2 separate regions of the Homo sapiens genome follow, and region 2 is linked to region 1. Evidence: chromatin loops called from intact Hi-C (ENCODE). Cell type or tissue: lower lobe of right lung. All regions are shown on one strand. Links, peaks and the distances in the headings refer to the core of each region. The heading gives the core; the rest is flanking DNA. Region 1 has its middle 6.8 kb from the start of NDUFV2. Region 2 overlaps ANKRD12 (ankyrin repeat domain 12).

Region 1 (8,346 bases), core at 239-8,238:
CCTCTGAGGCTTGCGTGAGACAAGAGCATATCTGATTGCTTTCTCTGCCCTATTGTTCATGTAAAAATGCAAATGCACTGAGCCAGACTAAATTTTGTATTCAGTGGAGGGCTGATCAAGGACTCAAAAGAATGCAACCTTCTGTCTCTTATCTACTTAGGATTTGGAAGCTCTCCCTCAAGTTGTCTCGCCTTACCGAAGTGAACAGATGTACATCTTACACATATTGATTGATGTCTCATGTCTCCCTAAAATGTATAAAAGCAAGATGTACCCCAACCACCTTGGGCACAGGTCGGCAGGACCTCCTGAGGCTATGTCAGGGTGCGTCCTTAAGCTTGGCAAAATAAACTTTCTAAATTGATTGAGAACTATCTCTTTTGGTTTACAAGAATGAAATTGAAGTGGCATCACCGTCTGGAGTAAATATCCAGGGTTCAGCATCTCCTGCCAAGAGGATTAAGGAAAGGGACACATGTGGGTGGGTTAAGGAGCGGAAAGTTTAATAGCCAGAAGAAAGGGGAGAGGAGAGCAGCTCCTTGTAAGACGTCTGAAAAAAGGGACATGGGCGGACCACAGCAGATTTTATAAGCAGGTTTGAGGAGGCAGTGTCTGATTTATGTAGGGCTCACAGATTGGTTTGACCAGGTGTAACGTTTATGTAGCAAGGGGAAGGCTGGTCTCCCAACCCTAATCTTATTATACAAATGGGCTTTCCACTTGGGCAGTGCCATCTAGTCTGCTCCTTACTGTACACGTTGCTGGCAAAAAGAGAAGATGGGGCCGCCACTTTGAACATGCCTCATCCCAGGTAGTATATTCCTATGGGCACAACTGCCAGAATTCACCTGTGCAAGCTCCTAGTTTGCTTGTCTGTCTGCAGCTCGATTTTACAGGCTGCTCTTTGTTAGAAAAGAAAATGATTGGCGGCTGCTTTTTATTAAAAGGGAAACCTTACTGAGGACTCCCATACCCTCACTATCTGCCTAAGCAATTTCTTCTTAACTCCTGTATCGAAATGAGTTGATACCTTTTAAAGTTCTTTAAAAAGTACCTAGCACAGAGTAAATGCTTAGTAAGTGTTAGCCTTCATCATCATCATCACCATCATCAGAATAGAACATTACAATATTAAGATAATTAAGCCACTAATCAGAAAGGAGAATGGAAGGGCTAGTTTGGGGCCCATTAGCTCCTGAACAAAATAGCTCTGCCAGCAAGGAAGGGGCTGAAGAAGTAAATCTAGGTAGGCAACTAACGGGATCATCCACAGTAGACCACCGTCTTTTTGAGTTCATGACCTATAGAGAAAGTGTATATCCCACTGGTGCCTGACACTAATCAAGGACTTACCAGGTGCCCCCAATTTCTATTACCTAGGAACAGAACCAAAAAGTGCAAAGAGTAATGTTTAAAACATTAAGGATGTGTGCTAAGGGAGTGTCTAACCTGTTAACACCTTCTTGAAGATGTTACAGAAAGTAAGATGCTTTTAGTTCAATTCAACTTTATTTCAATTCAACTGCCAGTAAGTGTGGCACCACACTGTTCACCAAGTCAAAAGACTTGTTAATGTCCAGCATGACTTTGGCTTATCCTTAGCCCAAATATTTATTAAGTGAGAATGTCAGAATGGATATCTTTTACACCCAGTAACGTAAGTTAATTTCTGGAGCCACTCCACTTATAAAGTAGCCTCATGTGCAATCAACTATTCTCAGAGTCCTTAGGATAGAATTGTGGGGGCTGTTTGGAAAATTCCTCTTCTTCCTCCCACTATCAAAGTCATTATTTCTGGACACAGACCAGCATGGACATCGATGATTTCAAGTTACTGACCTAACCCTACAAGCTTGATTGAAATTGGCTTGATTATGTAATGAACCCATAGTGAACATCATGGCTGCCTGGTTTGATATATTCCACTATTCTAAGTTGGCACTAGTACCATAAGCCCAGGGAAATTGGCCCTAACTATAGTGGTCAAGCCATTAAATAAAGAATGTGTGGGTGTTGGGGGTGGGGAGTGAGGGACTGGAGGCTGGGGGAGCTAGAATAAAGTCTACAGGGATGACCAAATGTGGGAACTTTGACTCTCTCATTCTTGATTTCTTAGCCATTTAAACCATCACACATAGGCACTATCAAGGACGTGGTGTAATGAAAATCATGAGCTTTGTAATTGGATTTGAATTCTGACCTCGTCACTTACTCGCCTTTGTGAAGCTTTGGTTCTCAGTTTCTGAAAGTATAATTAGAACATTAAATCATTCAGTTTATGGAAAATGATGAACATGGTGCCTGGTACACAGTAAGAGTTCAGAAAAGCTTTGGGTTTTTGTTTTTGTTTTTTGTTTTTTTTTCAGTATCTAACAACTTGTCTGCTCCATCTATGGAACACTTTAGTCAGGCTTTCTAAATTGTGATTAACTCCTAAGTCACATCCTACTTATTAAAGCAGCCACAGGTAGATCGTGCACTCTGGCTCTCAGCATGCCCTCACATAACAATACTGACGTGCCTGCCTTGCTGGGTTTTCTAATGAAAAATGTGAGCTGCAGGCCCAGTCCTGCTTTGCAGGGAAAGGGAGCCAGTTGGTATAAAGTCAAAACTCAATGGAAGGGAAAAATGGGATAAGGTTACTGCTGGGTGAGAGACAGAGAGAGAGAGAAGTATTTCCAGCAGGAAATTGGAGCATGTAAAGAAGAATGATCCGGTCACATTGGTAAACTGAAGTGTTAGACCCATTTCACATTGAGGTGAGGGGGGACGTGAGGTTAGCGAGTGAGTTCTGCATGATTCTTTCAGATTCTTCTCAAGTTATTCTTGCATATTCGAGACCAAAAGGGAAAATGAAAATCAAAACAGCCAGTAACTTAATTACATAGACTTCAAGAACAGATTGTTTTAAAAAAATAATATAAGCAGAACGTCACCTAAGCCATTATCAGATTCACATCGCTCGTTACTTCCCCAACATGGGACTGATCCTAGCAGCTTCTGCAGCTGAAGTGAAATTTTCTATCAGAATTTGATCCATGCTTCCCTAGCAAGTAGTCAAAGTAATTAAACAACAATGAATGTAATTCTTGCCTGATAGATTTGCAAATTGCTGATCACTGTTGTTGGTAATGTGTGGAGCTACATGCTCTCATTGGTGATGGTAGGAGTGTGATAAGATCAGCCTCTGGAGAGGGTAATTTGGCAATATGTGTTCGGTTTCTTAATATGAATTTATCCTAAGGAAGTAACTGAAAAAGTATACAAAAATGTTTATCATGGTGTTATTTGTAATACTGAAAACCTGGAAGCTATATAAATGACATCGGTAGAGAATTTATTAAATAACAGTACAGCCATACAATGGGATATTGCTCTGCAGATTTAAAAATAATAATGAAAATATTTATTGTAAAGAAAAGATGCCCATAATGTGTGGCAACTTAATAAAAAAAAGATTACAAAACATCACATATAACATTACTACATTTTCTGTATATGCATAGGAAAAAATATGGAAAGGTAAAATGTTAATGAGAGTTCTCTCTGAGTGATGGCATTAAAGGTAATTTTCATTTTTTTCTTTATGCTTTTTGTATTGCCTGATTTTATTTCAATTAACACATGCTACTTTATGGTAAGAAAAAACAAAGCTATGTTCATTTTGAGAAATAGTCTAATAAAGGAAAAATAAAAGTGAAAAATTGAATAATTCTCTTTTATATTCATTTCTTTTTAGTGGATATAAACCTCTTTAGAGTATACTTCTTTTGATTGCTATTAATTTTTATTCGGGTTTGAATTTAGGGTATTGAGGAGTGTGGGCTGAGAAGAGGGAAATGGGCCAGTTCTTAGACTCTTCGGGCAGTTTTCATTCTAGACAGAAGAAATAGCTCTGGACTCCCTCCCTCAGGCTGCTTCTTAAAATCCCTGTAAATATTTGAATTCATGTCTTCCTTGACCAGTTACAAAAATATTCATGTAAAGTTTCTTTAAATAGTCAATTTTCTTGCACGTTAAAATATTCCTTGACTAAGAAAAATCATATTGCATCTCAGTGGTTCATTTGCTGTGTATGCTTGTGTGGTGAGATGTAAATAGTCTAAGCTGTATAATGAAAGAGTGGTCGGAGCAGGATGAAACTGGTCAGAAAAGACTTTCATTTATTCATTTACTATGCAAATATATGTTCAGCTCCTCTTATATGCCAGGCACTAGGGCACTGGAGATACAAAGGCAAAAGACATAGCCCTTCCTGGGAAGACCTTACATGCTGGCAGGGAAAAGATTATAATACGAGTGTATGTGCAACATGAATTGGGAACTTAGAGAGGAAGGAATCCCAAAGTCTTACTGGGGATGTCAGATGTCACAGGGCGTGTAACACTTGAAGGTTACACAGGAATTTGCCATAAATAGGGTTTCTTGGAGGTATGTTTTCACCTGAAAGAAATGAAAGATAAGCATTGCTATAGAGCAGTTAGAAGGTCAAGGTGGCACATAACAAACCTAAACAGATTCTGATAATAAAGGTTAGAGGAGTCGTTGTTCCCCTTCTTCCTCTGGGGCCCACTTCCTGCCAGGTCATTTCAGTGCATAGTAACAGAGGCACATGATGTTGGTGCGGAGGCTTTCATCGTCCTTCGTGGATGCTTTTGGCAGGGCCTTGCATACTATGTGTGTGAATTGTTGCGTGCTAATGGCAAGATGACATACGACAGAACTTTCAAGCCAGATAATAAGGGGCTTTGCTATGAGAGCAGTGGAATGACAGGAACTATTGTGTGGATTCTGAGATAGCCTGACTTGGTGGGTCCTGGTATCAACATTTTAGAGAAGGAAAGACTAGAAAACATCTTGTCCAATCTCCTCATTTTATAGGTTAAAAAATAAAAAGTTACTGAGAATGCCAAGATCTTAGCAACCACCTTCTTCATGAATAAATTATTGAGTGTGATAGTTTTGTGTAGTGGTGCTCTATAAACCTTAATGGGAAGATTCATTTTGCTCATCTGGCTGGCAGAGAAGTCCTGCTTAGTTACCTAGCTCTAGCTCATGTGTTTCTTATGTTTATATAGTCAAAGGTCAAAAGCTGACTAAGAACAGACGAGTTCTTTCCTTTTGCATCATTTTTCAACTTTTCAAAGGGCTTAAAATAAACTATCATTTTCCACTATTTACTTAAGGGATTTGTTTTGCAGTATCCGTAGTTCTTGGTAACCTCCCCCCGCACCCCACCACTACCACCCCATTGTACTTATGAAGTGCACAATCTGATTCTTACTCATCTATCAACATCTAAGGAATGCTAGTGTTAATATGTATGGTTTAAGTCACCCAAAACGGAATAAGAATGTTGAATTGGCCAGTAATGTTTGTGACTTTCCACAAATATCTTACATGTATAGAATCAGGAAATCACTCCTCCTAAGACAGAGATGATAGACAAATTTATCAAAGGAAAGAGAGTCTGCCCTTACTTTCTCAGGGACCATACCTACAGCAGGGTGTGAAAGGCTGGCTTCTAAGATAACCATAGCAGGCCAATTTGACTTTGTGTAAGCATGTGACGCAGGGGAATGGAAAGTGGTAGGGCTAGCATCATTTAATAAACATGTACAGTGGTTACAGAAATTCCAAGTTTAGCTAAAGGCCTCCAGCAACAAGTGTCATGGTGTATCTAAATAAGAAGAGTCATGAAACGCAATATGAAATTATCTATTAAAAATATTGGCCAGGCATGGTGGCTCGTGCCTGTAATCCCAGTATTTTGGGAAGCTGAAGTGGGAGGATCACTTGAGGCCAGGAATTTACCATCAGCCTAGGCAACATTGTGAGACTCCGTCTCTACAAAAAATTTAAAAATTATCCAGGCATGATGGCATATGCCTGTAGTCCCAGCTACTTGGGAGGCTGAGGTGGGAGGATTGCTTGATCCCAGGAGTTTGAGGCTGCAGTGAGCTATGATCATGCCACTGCTCTCCATCTTGGGCAACAGAAATGAAAGCCTGTGTCAAAAAAAAAAAAAAATCAGTTTACTCCAACTGAGGCTTAATCGGGTTATGCAAGTAGGCTATCTTTGTGAATATTGATTTTGCTTAAAAATAAGAGAACCACTCAGAAAATCTTTGTCATTTTTATGGAATTTCCCAGGAAAACAGTACATATATGTACTGAAAGAAAGCTGGAAACGAAAGAGAGAAGGAGAAAGAAAGAGAGGTGGGAAGGAGGAGAAAGAAGAAGAAGGAGAGAAAGAGAGAGGAAAAGAAGGAAGAAGAGAAAGAATGAATGAGGGTAAGTATTTTAGTTTGAAACCAAGGAGTAATTTCTCTTAATAAATGAACTTCCTTTTCTTTTTTTTTAAACAATTTTGCATGTTTAAAAATATTTATTTTTTTCCTTCACTTTTTTTTTTGTCAATTATACTTTTTTTTTAATACTTTAAGCTCTAGGGTACATGTGCACAACGTGCAGGTTTGTTACATATGTATACATGTGCCATGTTGGTGTGCTGCACCCATTAACTCGTCATTTACATTAGGTATTTCTCCTAATGCTATCCCTCCCCCCTCCCCCCATCTCACAACAGGCCCCGGTGTGTGATGTTCCCCACCCTGTGTCCAAGTGTTCTCATTGTTCAATTTCCACCTATGAGTGAGAACATGAGGTGTTTGGTTTTCTGTCCTTGCGATAGTTTGCCCAGAATGATGGTTTCCAGCTTCATCCACGTCCTTACAAAGGACATGAACTCATCCATTTTTATGGCTGCATAGTATTCCATGGTGTATATGTGCCACATTTTCTTAATCCAGTCTATCATTGTTGGACATTTGGGTTGGTTCCAAGTCTTTGCTAATGTGAATAGTGCTGCAATAAACATACAAGTGCATGTGTCTTTATAGCAGCATGATTTATAATCCTTTGGGTATATACCCAGTAATGGGATGGCTGGGTCAAATGGTATTTCTAGTTCTAGATCCTTGAGGAATCGCCACACTGTCTTCCACAATGGTTGAACTAGTGAACTTCCTGTTCTAACCAGCATTTCATCTGAGGTAAATGCTAAAACAATGGACACATTCTTAAACCCACTGCAGTCCCAGACTTGTAGGAGCTTACAAAATTTTATAGCTGTCCTTGTGTAGTGAGGACAATTTTACACAAATTTTCAGAGGAATTTCCTCTTCTGCTGAACTTTGACTCTGAATCTCTGTGGACACTACTCCCCAGAGCATATGCAGTTCCTAAATGCCTGCTGGTTGACCTCACTAGATAAACCTAGATTCACATTCTATTTGCACAATGTCTGGGCTCTAAAGGCTCATCCGACCGTCCTGGCAAGTGCAGATTTTACTGGATACAGTTTCTGTTTGTCCACATTATAGGTTTTCTCAGATTTGCATTTTGAAAAGTATTATTGAAAAATGAAGATAGGCAGGGCCAACAGGGGGAAAGCCTTGTTGACATTCATTTAATCAAGTATTCCTGAAATAGGCTGGGCGCGGTGGCTCACGCTTGTAATCCCAGCACTTTGGGAGGCCAAGGCGGGTGGATCACAAGGTCAGGAGATCGACACCAGCCTGGCCAATAGGGTGAGACCCCGTCTCTACTAAAAATACAAAAATTAGCCAGGTGTGGTGGCACACATCTATAATCCCAGCTACTCAGGAGGCTGAGGCAGGAGAATCGCTTGAACCTGGGAGGTGGAGGTTGCAGTGAGCCAAGATCATGCCACTGCACTCCAGCCTGGGCGACAGAGGGTGACTCTATCTGAAAAAAAAAAAAAAAATCTTGCAATAGTAAATTTCCTCTTTTTATGACCACTTTCTAAATTTCATAATATTTTGTTAAACGTGTACCCTGGGACATGGGATAAGAGGGATAGATTTTGTCATTCACTAGACCATTCCTCAATCCCTTTAATGTTTTCCAAGTTTCTTTCATGTGTCAGGGAAGGGTACACTGAGTATTGAAGATGTCAAGATATTGGATATAGTCTTGCCCTCACGGAGCTCACAGTCTAGTTATTAGTACATGACTGGGTTCATAGTGGACTTGTCTGCTAAAGAATATGAAATTTATAACGAGGCACAGTGGCTCACACCTGTAATCCCAAGACTTTGGGAGGCAGAGGTGGGTGGATCACAAGGTCAGGAGATCAAGACCATCCTGGCTAACATGGTGAAACCCTGTCTCTACTAAAAATACAAAAAAAAAAAAAACAAAATTAGCCGGGTGTGGTGGTGGGCACCTGTAGTCTCAGCTACTCGGGAGGCTGAGGCGGGAGAATGGCATGAACCCAGGAGGTGGAGCTTGCAGTGAGCTGAGATCGCACCACTGCACTCC
Region 2 (8,346 bases), core at 138-8,137, 52 kb before region 1:
TCCCCTTTCTTTAAGTGTTTTATTTTTATCTAGCTTTTCCATATTTGAAAAAGAAGGGGGCATCTCCAGTCTACCCTTTTGTCCAGAAGTCCCTAAAACATGTACTTTAGATTAAATACAACTGAGAGCAAAGTCCAAATTATTTTTTTCTTTTTGTTTTTTAAGTATTGAGACCAGGTCTTGCTTTGTTGCCTAGGCTAGCCACAAACTCATGGCCTCAAGTAATCCTCCTGCTTCGGCCTCTCAAAAGTGCTGGGATGACAGGCATGAACCAATGCACCTGGCCTAAATTACTTAATTTCATCATCTATATTATGAAATGATAAAGTTCAATAAAAAGGCTATGAGAAGTAACTAAAATTATACCTTAGCACAGACCCCAGTGCATATAAAATATTCAAATTTACCACCCACTTTGTATTCTATCTAGAGAAAGTAAAGAGAGAACTCTGAGCAAGGAATGCAAGTTCCTAACTTTATTTCAGTTCCAGCTTCCACTGAGCTGCAGCCGCTTTCAGGGCAAAAACGCTTTCTTCGAAATTGATTTGAGAAAAAAAGACAACTAGCAAAGGACCATATCACAGTACACAATTTTGAATGGTCCTTAAGGGTCATTCAGTTAGGAAAGTGACCATCACTTTTTATGTAGTGTGATCTGGGAGCGTGAGGTCCAAGATTCTATTCTGAGATCTACCAAAGACTTTTTGGTTGACCTTCATCAGTTCTCAGTATTTCTGTTTCTTCTTGAAAGTAAAATTAAATTAGATGACATTTAAGATCCTCTCGTTCCAAAATTCTGCTTCTTAAATAAGAGGTTTAGAATGATTTCACTCCAAATTCTAGTATTTTTTCTATGAATGCAAAATGATAAATTATTAGATGTTTTCTGCTGTTTTCCTCACATGCAAAAAATAAACCATTAGACATAAACACTAAGTAATTCCTACTTAAACCGAACAAGCAGCTTAATTCCCTCACATTTTTAAAGTGGTTTTGAAAAAAATACTGGAAAAAGCCTCGAAACAAATAGTTGTGCTTCTGAGATATTAACTGGACTTCCCTCCCTGCCTTAGCTATTTAAGCCATTCAAGTGAGAATTCAGTCTATAAAAAGGGAACATGCTCTCTTTATCATATTTTCCTAAAGTAATAGTTAATTTTCACCACAATGTTTTCTGGCAGTTATTCCATAACATTTTCCCACAAAAAGCTCATGGTTGCATTCCAGATCAAGAAATTAGCATCATTTTTTTTTTAATCACAAAATTGGCTGGGCGCGATGGCTTACACCTGTAATCCCAGCACTTTGGGAGGCCAAGGCAGGTGGATCACGAGGTCAAGAGATCGAGACCATCCTGGCTAATATGGTGAAACCCTGTCTCTACTGAAAATACAAAAAATTAGCCAGGTGTGGTGGCAGGTGCCTGTAGTCCCAGCTACTCGGGAGGCTGAGGCAGGAGAATGGCCTGAACCTGGGAGGCGGACCTTGCAGTGAGCCGAAATCACACCACTGCACTCTAGCCTGGGCAACAGGGCGAGACTCCGTCTCAAAAAATAATAATAAAAAATAAAAATAAATTTTAAAAAAAATCACAAAATCACAAAATTTAACCACCAACAGCATGCAAAAGATGAAGAAAAAAGTACAGGCATCTACAATCTTTTACAATAAACTGTCCTCAACAATGTCCTTAAAACAATGTTCTTAAAAGTCCTTAAGGAATTTTTATGGTCTATTTTATAAAGTTCTCTAAAGTTTTAACTTTAGAATGGAAATGTACTGCTTTTATCAGCAAAAAAAATTCTTTTAAAATAATAACATAGATCCATTTCTACTTGGTTTCCTCTGGAGTCCTACAGCGTTCTGGGTAGAACTCAAGAGGAAGTAATACATGAGATGGCAGGTAACGGAGTGCTTCAGACAGTGGTAGACGAAACGAGATAAAAGGTACTTACATATTTTCTAACTCTAAATCCAGAATAGGGAAAGAAGCAAAAGATTTAGGACACAAGCTCAATCCAGTAAACAAAGGATTCATTTTTTATTGGTGCTGCTAAATATTATACCTTTCGGGAAACTGAGCCTGACAAAGAATTCAGAAGACTATACAAAATAAATACATTACAGGCCAGGCACGATGGTTCACTCCTGTATTCCCAGCACTTTGTGAGGCCGAGGCGAGATCACCTGAGGTCAGGAGGTCGAGACCAGCCTGGCCAACATGGTGAAACCCCGTCTCTACCAAAAATACAAAAATTAGCCGGGCGTGGTGGGCGCATGCCTGTAGTCCCAGCTACTCAGGAGGCTGAAGCAGCAGAATGGCTTGAACCCAGGAGGTGGAGGTTGCAGTGAGTCCAGATTGCACCACTATACTCCAGCCTGGGTGACAGAGTGAGACTCCGTCTCAAAAAAAAAAAAAAATAAAATTTAATAAATAAATAAATAAATCATTACAAATAGTCGGTTTGCTTTAGCTATATGTCTATTATTACTTTCAAAATTCCACAAAGGTAAACCTACAGGATAGAGTTCTATTTAGATAGTCCAATTGCCTGAAATAATAAACAACCGGTATCTACTAATCCTAGCCAAATCTAGGTAAAATACATTAGAAGGAAATTAGGAAAGTAAAAAATAAGCACTATAAAACTTGGGTTCTAATTGTAACTTGAAATTTCTAGTAAACTCTTTGGCTTTCAGTTTCCTCATTTTAAAATGATGTTCATTCCAATTCTAAAATTCTACTATTCTTTATCTCCCCCAACCATCGCTTTCCTTAATATAGATATCATGAAAAGTATGTTCAATAAACACTAGTCTAAATGAACTAATTCTCCTTAAAATGTCAAGAAAAATGAATTAAGTCTGTGATGTTAACTTATTTAAGTGTGGGTATTTCCTTTAGCTATCATATCCTAGTTTGCTCATGCAATTATTCTATCACTTAGCATTTATTAAACACTTACATGTCACATAATGGAACTAAGATGAACAAAACACAATCCTAGCCTGAAGGGAACTGACAGTTTTTAACAGAAAAAAGACAATTTAGTTACCATGCAGAATAATAAATGCTATGTAAGCAAGCACCCAATTTGGGTGCATGCGTACGGAGGTAGGGGTAGGGAATTTCAAGAAGAGGGAACACTAAAATAGAGTGTTGAGGATGACTCTGAGGCAGGTAGATATAGATGGGGCTGGTGTGGGAGGAGGATAAGCATATGCACAGGTGTACACACATGCCCACACACAAAAGCAGACCACAATGAAGGAACAGCAAAAAACTGAAGCAGAGTGGGACAGAAAATGAGGCTGAAGCAGGAAGGGATCTCATCATGAAGCCCCTTGTCATTGTGTAGTCTGTTCTTTATGGTAACAAAAAAGGCTTCTAAAAAAGTAGTGACATAATTCGAGTAGTGTGTTCAGAAAGGTGCCCTTGGTGAAACTCTGGAAGATGGACTTAAGAGGAATTACCTAAGACACAAGGAGACCACTTAAAGCACAATGACCAGATTGTGGCGGGGGGAGGATCACAGGGGACAGGGGTGGAAGAGTAAACAAGAACAAGAAGCCTAGAATGAAACCTAAGTTCTGGCTCCAGCAATAAATAAGTAAAATTGCTTTGGAAATAATTTAAGCAATTAGCATTTATCTGTTGTATTTATCTTCTAATAGTAATAAATAAACACCTCAAATTTTTAAAAAATAAAATTTTCATTACTTCATTAAATATTTACAAGACTTTAAAGAGATGTTTTTGACAACATGAAACATCTGATTGTAAAGGATCACATTCTAACAATACATTTAGAGTTTGTAAATAAATATGGGCAGTTATATTTACAATTATCTATTTGCCTAGGGTATCTTATACATACATACATACGTGTGTGTGTATATATATATATTTTTCCCTCCCTCCAGAATTGTTAAGGTAGGTATATAAAATATTCATCTGCAATTGAGAGGGTTGGCACAGATGACTTCTAAAGGTCTGAGATTTTTTAAATGAGTTGCTGAGTTTACTGACCTTCTGGCCCTAACAGGTTCTAAATTGCTGCAACTTCCATAAACCAGTAGAGGGCTGCAACAGCTCAGAGAAAATGGTTAGCCAGCTTTACTTGCATTTCTGGCACTGGGAGCAGAAAATACTACCAATGTTGAAAAGTAGAATCTAATAGCCACTGTATTCACTTCACTGTCAATAGGGAAAAAGTTTACAGGTTCTAAAAGGATTCTAAAACCCTGAAAACTAGAAAAATTCATAATTAAGAATTCTGCCATCTCCTTTCTCTTCTAGCAAAATGGTAAACTGTTTGAAGGCCAAGTAAAATTTCACAGAGTAAGTACAGTGAAAAAGCCAATCAAAATGAGTTGGCAATTCACCACTTCCTTTTAGACCTATTGCTCCACACAACTGATCTTCCTAAAATAATTATTTTGTTTGGTTCCTCTCAAATCTATACTTTATTAGTTTTGTTCTGCATACAGTGAAATGTTGAAGTTTAGCTTTCACTAGATTTCTAGGTACATTTCTACTACATACATAAATCTTATTTTCAACTCCTCTAGTCACACTGCTCTCACTACTATATACGATGTGCAACAGACTTAAGATGGAAGAGGTCAGGCTTCACTGAATAGGTCACAGTTGAGATGAACAATGAATAAATAAAAGGATTTAAATAGGTCTAGAGAAAAAGGAAAGTTCATCATGCTATTTTTTGTACCTTTTAAATTATCTAAAATATTCTAAATAAATTTTTTTGTATTTTATTTTTGCCCCCTCTGCAGCCCCCCACAAAAGATAGGCTATTGCAGCCAATCTTTGCAACATATTATAACAATTATAAATAAGGCTGGTGCTAATCTTAAGTATTGCTCACAGCTTAACCCCCAAAAGTGCCCTATCTCACTTTTACTGCTTTCTATAAAAATGACAGGCACGTACTTTAGCCTTAAATGAAAGGATTTTTAACTACTTAAATAATCGATATAGTTTTAACAGTGGTACATAAGATAAGTGAGATTGGGATAGGTCATTAAGAAACCAGAATAGTTTACAATAATCACTGCTTCTGCAATATAAGCCTGAGATCCTAAAAAAAAACTACGTCCAAATTCTTGATGCAGTTGTGGAGAGCTGCAAGTTGTGTCCCTACAAGACAGCAATCCAAGTAATAAATAAAGTATTTCTAACTTACATACAACATCATTTCCACCCTGATCCAATAATATGACGGGTAATAACACTGCTCAAATTACAGATTAAAATTGTCACTTCCATGACTATACCAGGACTGAATTGTTTAGGCCTTTTAGTCTTGAACTGCTACGTTTTTCTTTATCCTGCTCACTCTCCAACACAAACCTACCTCTTATAATATACACTAGATTTCAGAACAACTGTATATTCCAGGGCATTCAAAGGAAAACACACTTTAAACTGGTTTAATGTAGCAGTATATGTCACTGGTAGCTCTTCTGACCAAAGTCACTTAGAATTATAAACTGTTTTCCCTGCCAAAGCATGTTGATGAGAAGGAGAAATATGGTAATGAGGGACCAGAACAGAGTAATTTCACTGTATTCTAATAGCTGAAAGAAAGTAATGTGAAAAGGCTGGTACTCTGAAAACTCCAACATCAATGCAAAAGAATAAGCGTGTATTTGGTTGGTTTTTAATTTTTTTTTATTTTTATGGAGATGGAGTCTCACTATGTTGGCCAGGCTACTTTCAAACTCCTGGCCTCAAGCAATCCTCTCACCTCTGCCTCCCACAGTGATGGGATTGCAGGTGTGTGCCACTGTGCCCAGCCAAAACTCTTTTGTAGATGGAGTCTCACTATTTTGGCCCAGGCTGGGCTCAAACTCATGTTCCTCCCACCTCAACCTCCTGGAGTAGCTGGAATTACAGGCATGTGCCACTGTGCCAGGCTTGGTTTTATTTTTAAAATAGAACACTTTCTGACATATAACCACACAAATGTTTTTGAATCGGGGGAAAAAAAGGCAAATGTCACTGATGGTGCAAATGTTAAGCAGGTTTACTAAAGGAATTACATTATAAAAAATAACCCCTAAAAAAGAAATTAAGGACTCTAAGAATCTAAGAGTTCTACAGCAAAAACTGAACCTACATTTCAGTGATTCTTGGCCTTTTTGAAGAGACCTATTTCAGTGCCTAAAACACACAGGTCCTTTTCCCTGAACTCATATTCACCAAAAAATCTACAACTTCAAAATATACACAGAACCTCTTCCTAATTATGCATCTTGGTTTTAGGTAATTACCTCTTCTTGCTAGATTTTAAGTTGCCCATAAACAGAGAATGCCTTCTTCAGATATGTGCTTACAATTGGGGTCTAAACCCTTAAGAACCTTTCTAAATAGTTACCTCCTATTTAAATTCTATACTTCTAGAATTACTTTCTAAGAAAATGTGTATTATATCATTTCCCACCTTGGAAATTAATTTTTATTAAGCCCCTCATCCTAGTAATTGTGGCTGTTCTCAACTGCTACCCACTTTTAGTCCCAGTTCATCCTCTTATGCCAGTCAGACCACCCTCTTGCCACTGGCACTGAGGTGATTCTCATTCATTCAATAAACATATGCTAACCATTTACAACGTGATGGAATAGAGAACAAGACAGAATGATTCGTGTCTTTACATGGCTTACCATGTTCCTTTCCACAGCAACTAGAAAGCAATTTGGATGATTAAGGAATAATACTATCCTCCTATGTGATTATGTGTGTATTTTGTTTCCTGAGTGTGAATTCTTAAAAAGACACATACTATAATATTGCCTTCACTTGTATCTTCCCGAATCCCTGCCTCAACAATGCTAGATGTAATGCTGTACCTAGAGACATTCCTCTAAAAACTGTTAATTATGTAAATGTTTAAAACTTCACTACATCCAGAGTCTGGCATGGTGGCATATGCCTGCAATCCCAGCTACAAGACAGGCTGGGACAGGAGGATTCCTTGAGCCCAGAAGTTTGAGGCTGTAGTGAGCTAGGATGACACCACTGCACTCCAGCCTGGGCAACAGAGCAAGAACCCATACCTAAAAATAAAACTAACAAAAACTTCATTATATCTATGATACTTGTTCATTGTGGTAAAACTGGAAAATTCAGAAATAAAAAGATAAAAATTTCAAATACTTTCAAATTCAAGAACCCATTACATTTTCAGACTGAATACTTCATGACTTTTCACTTTTTACTCCTTGTAAAAGTCCATAATCATAATTATTGATATATTAGTATGATACACATATTAATATGTATACATATTTATTACATAATGTATGTATTACATACATACAAATACATACATAATTAATATGATATGCAAATTACATATTTTCCCCTAAAGTTTCTAAATTTATCATTTTATCTTTTCTTTTAATATCATCATCTTTGAAGGTGCAGTTTTGAAAGGAAGCAATATAGTCACCATCACTTACTAGATATGTATAACTTTAAATGATTTAACTTGAACCTTAGGTGCAAAATGGGAATAAGATAAACCTCGTTAAGATTTTTGCAAGTATATGTGGAGAACCTATAATCAACTATGGAGTAGTTGTAATTATACCTCTGCCAGTCTATTAGCACTTCATAATGAATACGACTCAAGTGTGAGACTACATGTTTCCCCTTATGCTCAAAAGATTCTGTTTTCTGCTACTCCCACCCTAACATCTGAGTATACAAAAGCTATAGGGAGGGGAAATTCTTAGACTAGGAGTGTGAATGGAATAATAAAAGAGCATAAAGAGTAATCACCCCAATAAGGTAGTAGTACTTTGGACAGAGCCTATTCTTCTGGGGTTTTTGAAGGGACAATGGTGCTATAAAATAATATTTGTAACATATAGAAGATTAATAATCACTAATATATAAAGATTATGCAAAAGGAGGTTGGAGAATTAATAACCTTTTTATTATAATCTTTAAACAATAGCATACAATAATTGCATGCTGTAAAACCCTAACAAAAATGTTAAAATATTATTTAAATTATTGATTGCTACTCCTGGAAGTTTTGAGTAAGAAAAAAAGAGAAAAATGGCCACAGGATATGATGTGTCAAGTCACAGTAGAGAAAATGCAAATGATTATTTCCTCATGCATTAGCTAATGTAAAATGAAAGTGGTAATATAATTTTTAAGTTTAATAACACAAATATAGGTATGTAAGTATCTATGTAAGTATAGATTAATTTTCAATGGGGCTTTCCAAGAAAGAGCACTAGTGCCTGAAGGAAGAGGAAGAGCTTCAAAGGGTGAAAAAGGACAAAGGAAAGAATGAGTAAGCCAATCTGCT

Evidence for each region. Hi-C counts contacts between places; a loop is a spot of excess contacts. Peaks named below come from ENCODE experiments on the same cell type or tissue, not always from the same donor. Only the 100,000 strongest peaks of a DNase experiment are listed, where the experiment ranks them.
Region 2: a loop joins it to region 1, with 2.1 times the contacts of the local background. A loop is called at or near these places in 84 of 110 quality-filtered maps.

The regions. Positions count from the first base shown.
Region 1 is chr18:9,091,716-9,100,061 of GRCh38, reverse strand. No RefSeq gene overlaps it. Among named protein-coding and RNA genes, the nearest start is that of NDUFV2, 6.8 kb to the left of the region's middle. RefSeq lists enhancers at 3,850-4,019, 4,500-4,569, 4,620-4,709. In lower lobe of right lung, for the core only: no CTCF peak of the experiment used is centred there; no DNase peak of the experiment used is centred there.
Region 2 is chr18:9,143,874-9,152,219 of GRCh38, reverse strand. The region is part of intron 1 of ANKRD12 (ankyrin repeat domain 12); the gene reads right to left. Among named protein-coding and RNA genes, the nearest start is that of ANKRD12, 11 kb to the right of the region's middle. In lower lobe of right lung, for the core only: a CTCF peak has its summit at 4,083 (motif pointing right); no DNase peak of the experiment used is centred there; H3K27ac peaks cover 744 bases.